2 separate regions of the Homo sapiens genome follow, and region 2 is linked to region 1. The links are chromatin contacts, found by Hi-C or POLR2A ChIA-PET in ENCODE. All regions are on one chromosome and are shown on one strand. Each heading gives the region's core, a stretch centred on a gene start or an enhancer-like site at or near the end of the contact. The rest is flanking DNA. Distances are from core to core; before and after follow the strand shown. Region 1 has its middle 35 kb from the start of LINC02408. Region 2 overlaps LOC124902957 (a long non-coding RNA gene).

Region 1 (6,041 bases), core at 2,869-5,368:
TTTCCCCATCCCTGCAGAACTGTGAGTCAGTTAAACCGCTTTCCTTTATAAACTACCCAGTCTCAGGGAATTCTTTATAGTGCATGAGAATGGACTAATACAGCTGGGAAACACTGGCAGGGTGGTTGTAAACCTTGGTTGGGAGATTTTTCCCAGTGAAGAGAAACAAGATCTGGTACCTGTGTGAAAGAGCAGTCTGGCAGCCTCTTGATAGAGCTGCTGCACTGTGCTGGTTGTCTGCTCCAGTCCTTAATCACCTCGGATTCTCTGGAGCCCAAAGGTATCAATGGTTAAAACTGTGAAACAGCAAGGATGGTGGGCCACCCCTCCCTCTGGATGTTCCCTTTCGGGGAGGAGTAACATTGCTACTTGCGGCTGGCTGGAGTTCCAAGCCAGTGGGTCTTATCATGTGAGGTGCTGTGGAAGCAGGATCTGTGGAAGCAGGGCCTGTACACCATCACTGCTCAGCACCCTGGATTCAGCCCCTTTCCTAGGGATATATGTAGAGGTCTAACCTCCCACTTTGCCAGAGTTGCAGCTGCTTTTGCTGGGAAGTGTGGGTATCTAAAGCCCCTGGAAGTTTGAGTGTGCCTGAGTAGTTTCTCTGACAAGACTCTACATAGCTCTCTGTATCAGACTGAAGGCCCTGGTGGAGTGACCTGAGGATTGAAAAGATCCATGGGAGAAGCCTGGGTCCCTGGAGTCGCTCACTCAATCACTGCTTCCCTGGGCAGGGGAGATTCCCCTGGCTCCACATCACTCCTGGGTGGGCGATTGTCCTGCCTTACTCTTCTCCATTCTCCATGGGTCAAGTTGTTTTCTTGATGAATCCCAATGCAGGTACAGGAGTGTTTCATGAAGGTGTTGTATTGATTTGCCCCTTCTATTTCTCTCCATGAGAGCAGGGCACAGTAGCTGCTTCTAGTCCACCATCTTCACCAGCTCTCCAACGTATAACTCTTGACTCCTCAAAAACTTAACTACTAATAGCACACTGTTGATTGGAAGTCTTACCAATAATATAAACAGTTAATTAGTACATATTTTTATGCTATGAGTAGTATATACTGTATCCTTACAATACAGTAAGCTAGCAAGTAAATGCTGTTGAGAAAATATATTTACTATTCCTTAAGTAGAAGTGGATCATCATAAAGCTTTTCATCCCTGTCTTCTTCAGATTAAGTAGGCTGAGGAGGAAGAAGAGCAGGAGGTTTTGCTGTCTAGGGTGCCGGAAACTGAAGAAAATTCACAAATAAGTGAACCTGTGCAGTTCAAATCCGTGTTGTTCAAGGGCCAGCTGTACAAAAGAAGGGCAGCTGTGGACACAGAGATGCTCACGGATGTGCTATCTATGAAGGCAAAACACCACAAGCAACATCAAAAGTCCAGGAATACAGGAATAATTAAACGAGTTGTCATCCATTTCCTCAGAGGAAGTTATGCACTATCACAATTCTTATGAAAAACAGAAACCACTAGAAATGTGAAGTGTTTATGGCATAAGTTTCAGCAAAAAAGGTAGCATAGAAAATTGAGAGCACATTCTGATATGATTTATAAATTATATATGAACAGGAACTACAGAATACACAAGAATAAGTAGAATTACTGAATTTTTTCAAAACTGTTTGGAATGCTTATTTTATATATATACTAGTACATATACAAGTACTAATATAAGTACATATATGTACATATATATATACCTCTGCCTCCCGGGTTCAAGCTATTCTCCTGCCTTAGCCTTCCGAGTTGCTGAGATTACAGGCACCTGCCACCACGCCTGGCTAATTTTTTGTATTTTTAGTAGAGAACTGGCCATGTTGGCCAGGTTGGTCTCAAACTCCTGGCCTCAGATGATCCTCCTGCCTCAGTCTCCCAAAGTGCTGGGATTACAGGCATGAGTCACTGTGCCCGGCCTGGAATGTTTACAATCTTTTAATAGTTAAAAGTGGCAAAGGCTTGGGGAGAGAATGGCCTTCCCAAAACTCCATGCTCAGAAAAAAAGGGATAATGTATCTAAATAACCTGCCAGAGTTCTGTTTCTCCCAGAGACATCATTAGCCCTCTGGGGGCTTTTGTGCAAATTAGGAAAAGTAGCCCCTCTTGAAGTATGCCCTTCCTAGAATGCAGACATTTCCTTTTTCTGGAGCTCTGTTCAGAGCCTTGATGTCTTCCACTGGAGGCTGGTGAATATAGGATTATTCGAGGAATATGTTGGCAGAATTGCCAAGAAGGCAGCTATTGTAGACCCAAAGATTAACTACTTCAGGCAGTATGCAGATGAGAATTAGGACAATGACAGTTGAATAAACAAATATGAGTCATATAAAAGCTGAATTATATGGCATGATACAGTGGCCCGCGATCTTTTTTGGCACCAGGGACCAGTTTCATGGGAGACAGTTTTTCCACAGATCAAGGAGGTTGGTGGTTTTGGGGTAAAACTGTTCCACCTCAGATCATCAGGCCTTATTAGATTCTCAAAAGGAGCATGCAACCTAGATCCCTCACATGCATAGTTCACAACAGGGTTTGCATGCCTATGAGAATCTAATGCTGCTGCTGATCTGACAGGAAACTCAGGCAGTAATGCTTGCTCACCTGCTGCTCACTTCCTGCTGTATGGCCAGGTTTCTAACAGGCCATGGACCAGTACAGGTCTGTGGCCCGGGGGTTGGGGAGCCCTGATATAATAGAAATAGATCTCTCTCCCCCTGACATCAGCAAGTTGTATGCTTTCTAAGCATTATTCTCCTGCCTACTGAAAACTATATTTAGACTAAACCAAGAAAGATATTGCACTGAAGATCTCACAAAAAGCCTGAGTTACAAGTCTCAGAGGTAGAAGAAAGTAAATTTGCCAAACTAGGCTGTCTATTCCTCCACCAGAGACAGTACCATTGCAGGCCTGTGATGAAGGGGTGAAGACAAGTGTCCATGGTGCTGCAGTAGGCCCCAGAGTCCAGAGTCCTGGGTCCCTTGCACGGAAGACCCTTGTTAGCTTCCTTCATGTCTGCATGCATCAAAGGAAACTAGCATGGACCTCAGGCACCTCACAAGATGGGCTGTGTCTTTTCATGGGGACTATAGATATGTGAAAGCATTCAGGAGGACATAAAACATGTTCTCTAAGAGGGAGCCTTTGTATTCAGCTCCCTGTGGTCAGGGACTGCATTTTTGGAGCCAAGCTCCAAAAATATTTGAACAGTCAAACCACTCCAGTGTACTAAAGAGAAATGAGAAAAGGTAGTTTCTGCTCTGGGTGAAGAGTCATTGAGAAAGTTCTTCCTCCCTACCTTGGTTCCTATACATCTTAGTCCCATCAGATTTTGCTGATAAGCCTTACTTGACACATGTGGGAAACATTTTCACTAGAGGTTAAAGGAAGCTGGTTTGGGACTGAAGCAAACGGCTATGCAAGGTCATACTGAGTTCAGCTCAGAGTCTCACATCTCAAATATTCTTTCCACACCCTTCTTCTGGGGCAGTGGCCTCTACTGAACCTGAAGGTGTAACTTCTCTCGGGTGACATGGAGTGCATGCCCGGCAATGCCTCAAGAGCTGCAGGGCAGGGTGATACAGCCCCAGGGAGTGGCTACCTTCACTAAGAAGCAGGTTTCTAAAACCAGCATTTCAGGATCCTCCAGGCATCCCTTTGGCCTGCTCACCTCCAGCTTCTGTGTCCTATAGCACAGTATTTACTGACAGGGAGAGCCCTTCTGCCAGCCAAACCTGCACAGTGCCCCAAGCACAGGGCAAGTGGGTGACCAAGGGCTATGTTACAGGCCCCTTTCCAGCAGCCAAAGGACACGCATCCCAAATTTGATGGGGTTTTTGCCCTTGGTACCCATAGACTTTCAATTTTCTGGAGTAGCTCCACCTTTTGTTATGGTTTGGTAAACAAAAGGCAGTCATCAGGAAGCCACTAATACAAATGTCACCATGCACATCACCCTGCCGAAAACCAACAGCAGCCTGTTCAAATGCTACAGGATATTGAGAAAATGATGAGGAGGCACTGAAGACAAAAAAGCCAAGCTTCTCCTCTTCCTGGTCATGCTGCAGACAGCTTACTGGCTTGGCAGCCCTCCAACTCTGCTTCCTTTTCTAGAAGCTCTAGGTACCCAGGCTGCAAAGCTGTGCTGCCTGCCTGCTCATTCCGAGCACGTTTGCACTCTGCTTTGAAGGGGCCAGCCATAAATAAAGCACAGGCTGGGGATTCCTGGGCAGGCTTGCATAATCACAGCCCTTCCTTTGAAAGGGGGAACCATATTCTGATATGTGCCTGTGGCTGGTGGTTTAACTTTAAATCTGTCACCGGTAGCTGGTCAAAAGGTTTTATTCTCTGTAGCCCCCAAGTTTGGCAGACAGGCCTTTTCAAAATGGAAATATCTCCCTGATCCACTGATAGGCAGTTTGGAGACGGTGTGCTGATGCCAATTAAAGCACACTGTGGTGTTCTATTCCTCTTGCCTTGGTGCAGGCTACATCCTCTGCCCCAAGGAACATCCACCCATCCTCAAGGCCAAGTCCAACTCTCTCTCTAAGATTCAGATCAGATCCCTTCACTGAACGAATATAGATAGATTAAGCACTCCCTTTGTGAGCCTGAGAGATGTGCTCTGTGCCATCATTGAACTATCAGTCTGCCAGGGAAGATGACAAAAGTGATATGTGTACAGCCTACAGATGTATCTGCTATGGCAGTAACTTCATCTGAGTAGGAGTTAGAAGGTGACAGAAGAATTTCACTTCTCCCCAAATCCTTCCTGGCTTTCCCTGGGCACTATGATTGCTCCCTTCTTGTGTTTTGTCAAAGGCACATATCCCATCTGCTCACTGTGTGATATTTCTACACGTTGCCTGCCTCCCATCCCTCTCACCCTTGCCATTTTATTAAGAGGTCTTCAAGGTCATGGACTGTCCTATGAATCAATTATCTGGCAAATGTTCAATAATTGAAATAAATAAATCTCTGAAAATTTTTTTGCTCTGAAAAGCAACTGTTGTCTACCTAACACCAAGTGATCAATAGGCTTTTAAAAATCTCTGAGTAATCTCAGAAGTGACAGTGTATTTGACTATATGGAACAGGATCCACGTGGATCCACGTGGATGAGCAGATCCACGTGATGAGCAGGTGAGCAAAAGCAACATTGGTAGTTAATGCAAGGATGAGTTAATGGAGGCAGTGGGGTGAGGGAAACAGGGCAGGGTGTCTTCACAGCCACTGAATCAGAGGTTAAAACAGCCAGCAGCAAGGGCTAGGGCACAGGCAAATATCAGGGCAGGTTTCACCCTAGTGTTTCTGAATTATTTGCATCCAAATGATGAGGCAGTTTACTGAAATTGTGTGGAAGTTATTTCAATGCCACAAAGATATTTAAAATTATATTAACTCATTTGTACAGAATGCTGAATACTACATCTTGATAGTAATTAGCAAACTCAATACAGTTATGACATGATCAGTTGCAAATAACCTAAAACATTCTCAAATGTTAATGTATAAATGAATTATCTAGGCATCTTGATAAAATTCAAATTCTGACTTAATAGTGGGTTGTGATTCTGTATTTCACCCAAGTTCCAAGGTTCCATTGGTCCATAGATCTCACTTTGAGTAGCCCCTACTAAAAGTGCAGGAGAAAAAGTTGTGATTTTGACAGAAGGCACTATTACTCTTCTTTTAAAATTGTATTTATTCATTAAATATTTTCAAACTGTGAAATTAATGGTCATTATGGTGAATTTGGGAACTGTAAAACATACCATGAAAAAATATTAAATCATCTTCAATCTCAACGTCCAGAGATAATCTGTATAAATATTTTGATGTGTTTCCTTCTAATCCCTTTTACTTTTGCATCTTACTCTCCACAATTTTTCTATCTTGATATTGTTTCTTTTTAAATTGTAGATGATTCACATGTTGTTATGTTATTTGAAAAATATGGTTTGTATCATGCCATACATTCAGTCCTCCAGAGCACAGCAGTTAAAGAACGAGTTCCTGCCCTTGTTTTTAGTGAAAG
Region 2 (6,069 bases), core at 84-2,583, 130 kb after region 1:
CCTATTAGAAAGCAAACGTCTTGAGATAGCAAATGCATACTCAAACTTATTAGGATTTCGATCCAGTGAACAGTAGGAGCTCAAAAATATTTGTATTAGGAATGAATCAAATAAGCACTTATTGACCACCTAGATGTACTTTAGAAGACATTAATGTTAAAAAAAAACTTCATATTAGAAAAAGAACCCTTACAAAACTACTGCACTAGAATGAAGCATTTATCTTTTCCACTTTTCAATTGCGAAGTACTGCAATATAGTTAAAGTTTCTGTGAATAAAAAACTATTCTGTGCTGCCCTATAGAAAGTTCCCACCCTTAGTTTTACAAACTTCCCTTCTCTGTATATTCATTTTCTTCTTCTAGCTGCTTGTGCTCAACTCTCCATTGGATTCTCTTTTGCATACCTATCCCAGTTTTGCTTGCTAAACCAGGAACTTTTTGTTTTAAGAAAATATTCAGGGGCCCAGGGGAGGGATAGCATTAAGAGAAATACCTAATGTAAATGATGAGTTTATGGGTGCAACAAACCAACATGGCACATGTAAACCTATGTAACAAACCAGCACGTTGTGCACATGTACCCCAGAACTTAAAGTATAATTTTTTAAAAAGGAAAATATTAAAGGTAATCAAACAGCAGATATTTTCAAATTAGATAACTCTAAAAGATAGCTAAACCTATTAAGATTAGGCAGCTGTTGATGATAAACCTCAGAATAACTTTCTCTCTCCCCTAATACAGAAATCAGAAATCAACTGGCAGGTGCACAAGCAAGATACCAAATTCCCGTTTCCCAGCCAAGCTCCTGTGGTGAAATTGTTCCTTGGCAAATGTCCCTTTTTTTTTTTTTTTTTTTTTTTAACTTTGCCTTAAGAGGAGGAAAAGCTGCCAAATGCCAACTTGGAGAATAGTGTACAAAATGCTAAATATAAAGAGTTGAGGAATATCAGGGGCTATTTTAAAAATTAGTCTCTAATAGAGCCTGTAGTATCCTCATATGTCTAGGAAACAGCATGGCAGTCATGTTGGTTTACACCAAAAGCAATAATTCTAGGTTCAAAAGCCCAATCTACAACAGCGCTAGTAAATCTCAGTATCTTTCAACTGAAGGCCAACCTATTTAACATTTCCTGCACTCAACAGCACAAACTCAGAAAATGAGAAGCTAAGTGGAAAAACAAGTGATCAGTGGAGTTGAAAGTACTTCTGCTCTCTCTTCAGATATGACTTGGAAGTCAAATATTACAATAAAAGAGCTCACCCAAGGCTCAAATCTTGAATAGTAACTCACGCTGGTCATAAGCTCCACAATGGGAGGCTTTGAGGGGCAAAAACGCATGCATTTTGTACCTTGATATTTATGATGTTCTATCGCCACCTCCTGGAAGAAAAGACCAAGAACGCCAAAAAAAAAAAAAAAAAAAAAAAAGGGTGCTTAGTATTAAGGCTTCCAGTGAAGATAAATTTCTTCAATTCTCAAGAAAGGTAAAGACATTCTGCAGCCGCTGACAGTTCCATTTCAGATGAATTAGCATAATGTTGGGCAAACAGCAAACCTAAAAGGCAAATGTTCAAGACTCTAGCGTCAGTTATTTGCCAGCAAAAGATAACATCAAACATATGAGTAATGAGCCTTTAAAGTTGCCAGTCCCCAGGGAAGATTTGAGTTCTCATTAGTAAAGAGATATGAGATCCCATTTTGCCAGAGTCAATAGCACCGCATGAACACAGAGAGATACTAGAAGAATAATTTCCACACTTGGCTCTGAAAATAATCATCCTTATCTTTGCATTTTAAGTCTCAGAATTTGGCAAAAGAGTTCTAAGGATTTTAAAACATTAATAACAAGACTAAGAATGTTCCCAGATGAACTCTTATTTCTCAGACTATCTTGTTGGAGTTATTTACACATATGGCACAAACAAAGCCAAATGAATTGGAATATTTGACTTTCTCTCCACAAGATCTTACCAGTCTTTGTTTCTCAAGGTTTAGTTTGCATAAGGACAAAGGAATACAGTCGAATACTTAAAAGTATTATTTTAAAACACACTTTTATCTTGATAGTTATGTCTTTTCCATCAATATCTCTATTCACTATGTGAAAAAAAAAAGTCATACAACTTCAGAGTAGAAAGCATTTCAGTCCAACCACTTCACAGTCGCAAATCACAAGCTATTCACCCAGGAGGAAGAGCTGCTAAAGTCAATTCCCACTAAATTTCACCAGGGGCAGTTTAAACCTTCTGTTCTGTCTAGACATTTTGCCCTCCTCTGCCCAAACATCCTGACTTTTAAGGAGTTTTACAGCTTAGTCAACTCACCAACATCCTGAAGTAGGCTGAGATTGCAGATTTCTTTTCTGAATACCAATTATGCTTATTTATAAAACACAGAACATGGAGCAGAGAATTTAAGATTTTAGAGCTGCAAGTCACCTTCCTTTTATAATCCACAAAAGTGATTTGCTGTGATACCTGATGGCCTCTTTTGGAAAACAGAAGGCTTGAACACAGCATTGAAATGTGTCAGACTTTCTTTTTAAAATTTTTTCAGCTTCTTTTGAGGGTATATCCTGTAAAGCACTATGAGAAACATCCGAAAGACACAATTCTTATCCCCCAAAAGCCAATTATGTTGTCTGACTTCGGTTTCCTAAGCTACCCACAAACTGAAAGGCAAGGTATGGTGGTCAAAGAGTAAAGTCGACGTCTACACAGAAGCTTCCCTCTTTCCCTCAGCTCTGCCTCTTTCCAGTGCTGCTCATGTGATATGATACTTAGTCAAGCTTACTTTTTAAGTCAGCCACTTCGTGGGAACACTTTCCGGAGTGATGGCCAGCAGAATAGCTAAACTTTGTTACTGCCAAACCTCTTCTTGAGACAGGAACTCTGCCTACACAAAGCAAAAACAATATTTCAGCATCCCACCCTCCCTTTGAACCCACATTTGGAGTCATAGTTTCAGTTTTCATAACTATCCGGAAAACTGAAATGCTTCACTGGCCCACAACCAAACTCTTGGGCTCTTTTCAAGTCTGCCATCTCCCCCTTTTCATTCCACTTCCTCCCTCACTGTGAAACCTTGCTTGCTTGGACACTCCTGTAGTTTTAGACACCTTCCTGTCGATCTTTGAGCTATTTACCAGCTGAACATTTGTATTGTTAGTGTTAAATGATAAATTCATATAGCTAAGACACTTGACCAAGATAGACCGATACTATCATTTGAGCAACTGTCTCCTGCAATCTGTCATCACAATGAGATAGCCATGTTCTAACCTATCAGTAAGATTATACAAAAGTAAACAGAGTTGTCGGTATAAAATTGATTGTCAGCCGGGCACAGTGGCTCAAGCTTGTAATCCCAGCACTTTGGGAGGCCGAGGTGGGTGGATCACAAGGTCAGAAGTTTGAGACCAGCCTGGCCAAGACAGTGAAATGCCGCCTCTTCTAAAGATACAAAAATTAGCTGGGCATGGTGGCAGGTGCCTGTAATTCCAGCTACTTGGGAAGCTGAGGCAGGAGAATCTCTTGAACCTGGGAGGTGGAGGTTGCAGTGAGCCAAGATCGCGCCACTGCACTCCACAGAGCTAGACTCCATCTTGAAAAAAAAAAAATGCCACTGAGAGGTCATCTTTTATGAAATTCAAAAGTTTCAGAAATGTATCTAAATTGTCACCAATCCTTTCCCTGTAGTGTTCACCAGCCTCTGATCAGTTGATTTTAGGCAAATTTCTCACCTTCCACACTTGCAACACAAACTCAACTTCCAGCATACAGAGCTACTTGAAGGTTTCCCTAAATACACTAGGCACCCTCAGTCACTACACTACATATATGCTCTTGCTTTTTTGCCCAATGCCTGCCTTTTGACAGTCTGAGTAATGCCTACTTGTTTTCAAACTTCAGCTCAGGAGCTGCCTTCGCTTGTCTCATCCAAGCAGTCTGCAGCCCCTTGCTTTTATGCTCCTACAAGACCCTATTTATAACTCCATCACAGTGCCCATCATATGCTGGTAAAATGGTTTGTTTTCCCCTCTCACCTGCCATAGGTTCATTCTGAAAAAAGATTAAGAGTTTGACTCTGCAACCCCAGCACCCCAGGCTGTATCTAACACGTGGTAGGCAAACTGCAAATGTTTGCCAGATGGATGACCATTCCTGATGGCCAAGACATTAAGAAAGGGGCTGTTTTCCAGTGGTCCATAGCACTATGGACAGCTAAGATGACTGCCTCACCAGTTCAGAAGAAGAATAAGACATGCTCTCACTTACTTTCCTCCCTCCCCTTGTAACATGTATCTGGCGTTCTAGACAGCCCCATTTCCCCATCAGCCAAAGTTTTGGACCTATCAAGAATAAATCTTTAATTGAAGTCTATTAGTCTGTTCTCACACTGCTATACCTGATACTGGGTAATTTATGAAGAAAAGAGGTTTAATTGACTCACAGTTCCACAGGCTATACAGGAAGCATGAGGCTAGAAGGCCTCAGGAAACTTACAATCACGGCAGATGACTAAGGGAAAGCAAGCACATCTTACCATGATGAATCAGGAAAGAAAAAGAAGAGGGAGGTGCCACATGCTTTTAAACGATCAGATCTCATGAGAACTCACTCACTACCAGGAGAACAGCAAGAAGGAAACCTGCCCCCATGATCCAGTGACCTCCCACCAGTCCCCTCCTCCAATTCAACATGAGATTTGGGCAGGAAAAGAAATCCAAACCATATCATGAAGCTTTAATTGAAATGTTTGATTCTTCAAATAAATTACTTTCAAGTCAACCCAAGTGGCGTACAACTCTTGTAAACAAGTTTTCTAAATTTTGGTCACATTTTATTAACAAGTATTGAAATTTTAAATCAAGGCATTCAACAAGTGGAAGAACAAAAACCTTCAGCTTGCAAAACTTTTTAGAGAATTAAAGTTATTGAAAACAAAACTTACAGAAGAGCAAATGAAATTTGTCTATACAAAAAAAAAGGATGTGAACAAATGTTAACAATACAAATTTAAACAGGATACAGGATTTAATTTTGAAATTCTATAATTGCACTTTGGAATATTTCAACTTGAAGAGTCTTTTGATGGAGCTCCTACGTTTATTCAGATAAATTGGCATTCTGTTCCAGAATAGAATGGAATAGAGTTGAGAAGTCTACATTTTCACAAAACCTAAATTTGGTGAAATGCTCCAAACAGTCATAAAGACAACGTTTTTCTTCCTTTTATTTTTTTTTCTTTTTTGATTAAACATGTCTTTATTATCAGTATGCCTGATTCTGTGGAAAGCCGACTGGAACCCTGGTCATTCTGACTCTCGGGGCCTCATGTTCCAAGGTTGGCTGCTGCAACTCTCTCTTGAGCTCTACCTGTGTGTACATCTTGGTGATGTCATTGTACCTGCCTTTGGGGGGCTGGTAGTTAGAGACCCATAGTGTATAATCTGGACCTTCCCATTCAAAGGGGAACATGCTGCAGTCCCACTTGATGGTCTCAGTGGGGAACTCAGGGGACTTGAGTGGTAGCTCCTGCAGAGCTTCCTGCTGGGTCCCCAGCACAGCCTTGATGGTGTCCCTGTCCATAGTGTGCTCTCGCTGCTTGTACAGAGACCACTCATCAGAAGCAGAGCTCTCCACTCACTCTCCTCCAAGGAGAGCTCCACCTGAGGCCACTGGCTTGCTTTATCCAAGAACCTCACAAGGCTAATAAAATCTGCAACAAGAATGAGCTCTTGGCTAGCCTTTTCCAGTTTTCATATCTTATTTTTCAAGCAGCCCTTTCCTGCTTGGTCTTTTTTAGAATTCACCTTCTGCTCTCGAAGAGGTTCTGCTCTCACAGGAATGAGTTCGTAGGAGGACAACACTGAAGCTCGCTGGTGGGTGCCTCAAACCTGCTCCAGAAGCCACTGGGTAGGCACATAGTGCATGCCAGCTCACAGCCTAGCACTAGGACTAGTTGGCAGCCTGGCCCTGAGAAATATTGATCTACAAGATTTGTCTTATAGAAGTGCATGTCAAAGAAAGGCATTCCAGATTGAAAGAAAAATATCTAGGCTA

Evidence for each region. A loop is a pair of places that touch in the nucleus more often than their neighbours do. ChIA-PET counts read pairs that join two places held with the same protein, here RNA polymerase II (POLR2A). Pooled maps may share reads with other maps.
Region 2: a map of PC-9 shows a loop between it and region 1 (9-fold over the local background). The contact joins two enhancer-like sites. A Hi-C loop is called at or near these places in 1 of 168 maps with a recorded cell type or tissue (PC-9) and 6 of 50 pooled maps. POLR2A ChIA-PET finds 5 or more read pairs at or near these places in 2 of 52 experiments (CD4-positive, alpha-beta T cell and CD8-positive, alpha-beta T cell).

What each region holds. Positions count from the first base shown.
Region 1 is chr12:67,481,573-67,487,613 of GRCh38, reverse strand. No RefSeq gene overlaps it. Among named protein-coding and RNA genes, the nearest start is that of LINC02408, 35 kb to the left of the region's middle. RefSeq lists enhancers at 2,760-2,939, 3,160-3,209, 3,770-3,819. Within about 2 kb of position 4,118, at least 10 of the 41 ENCODE cell types and tissues checked have a DNase peak (open chromatin) inside an H3K27ac peak, as active enhancers do.
Region 2 is chr12:67,351,340-67,357,408 of GRCh38, reverse strand. It overlaps LOC124902957 (a long non-coding RNA gene), which reads right to left. Exons shown (of 2, transcript XR_007063354.1): 2 at 4,729-6,069. It also overlaps the pseudogene MRPL40P1. Among named protein-coding and RNA genes, the nearest start is that of CAND1, 85 kb to the right of the region's middle. Within about 2 kb of position 1,333, at least 2 of the 41 ENCODE cell types and tissues checked have a DNase peak (open chromatin) inside an H3K27ac peak, as active enhancers do.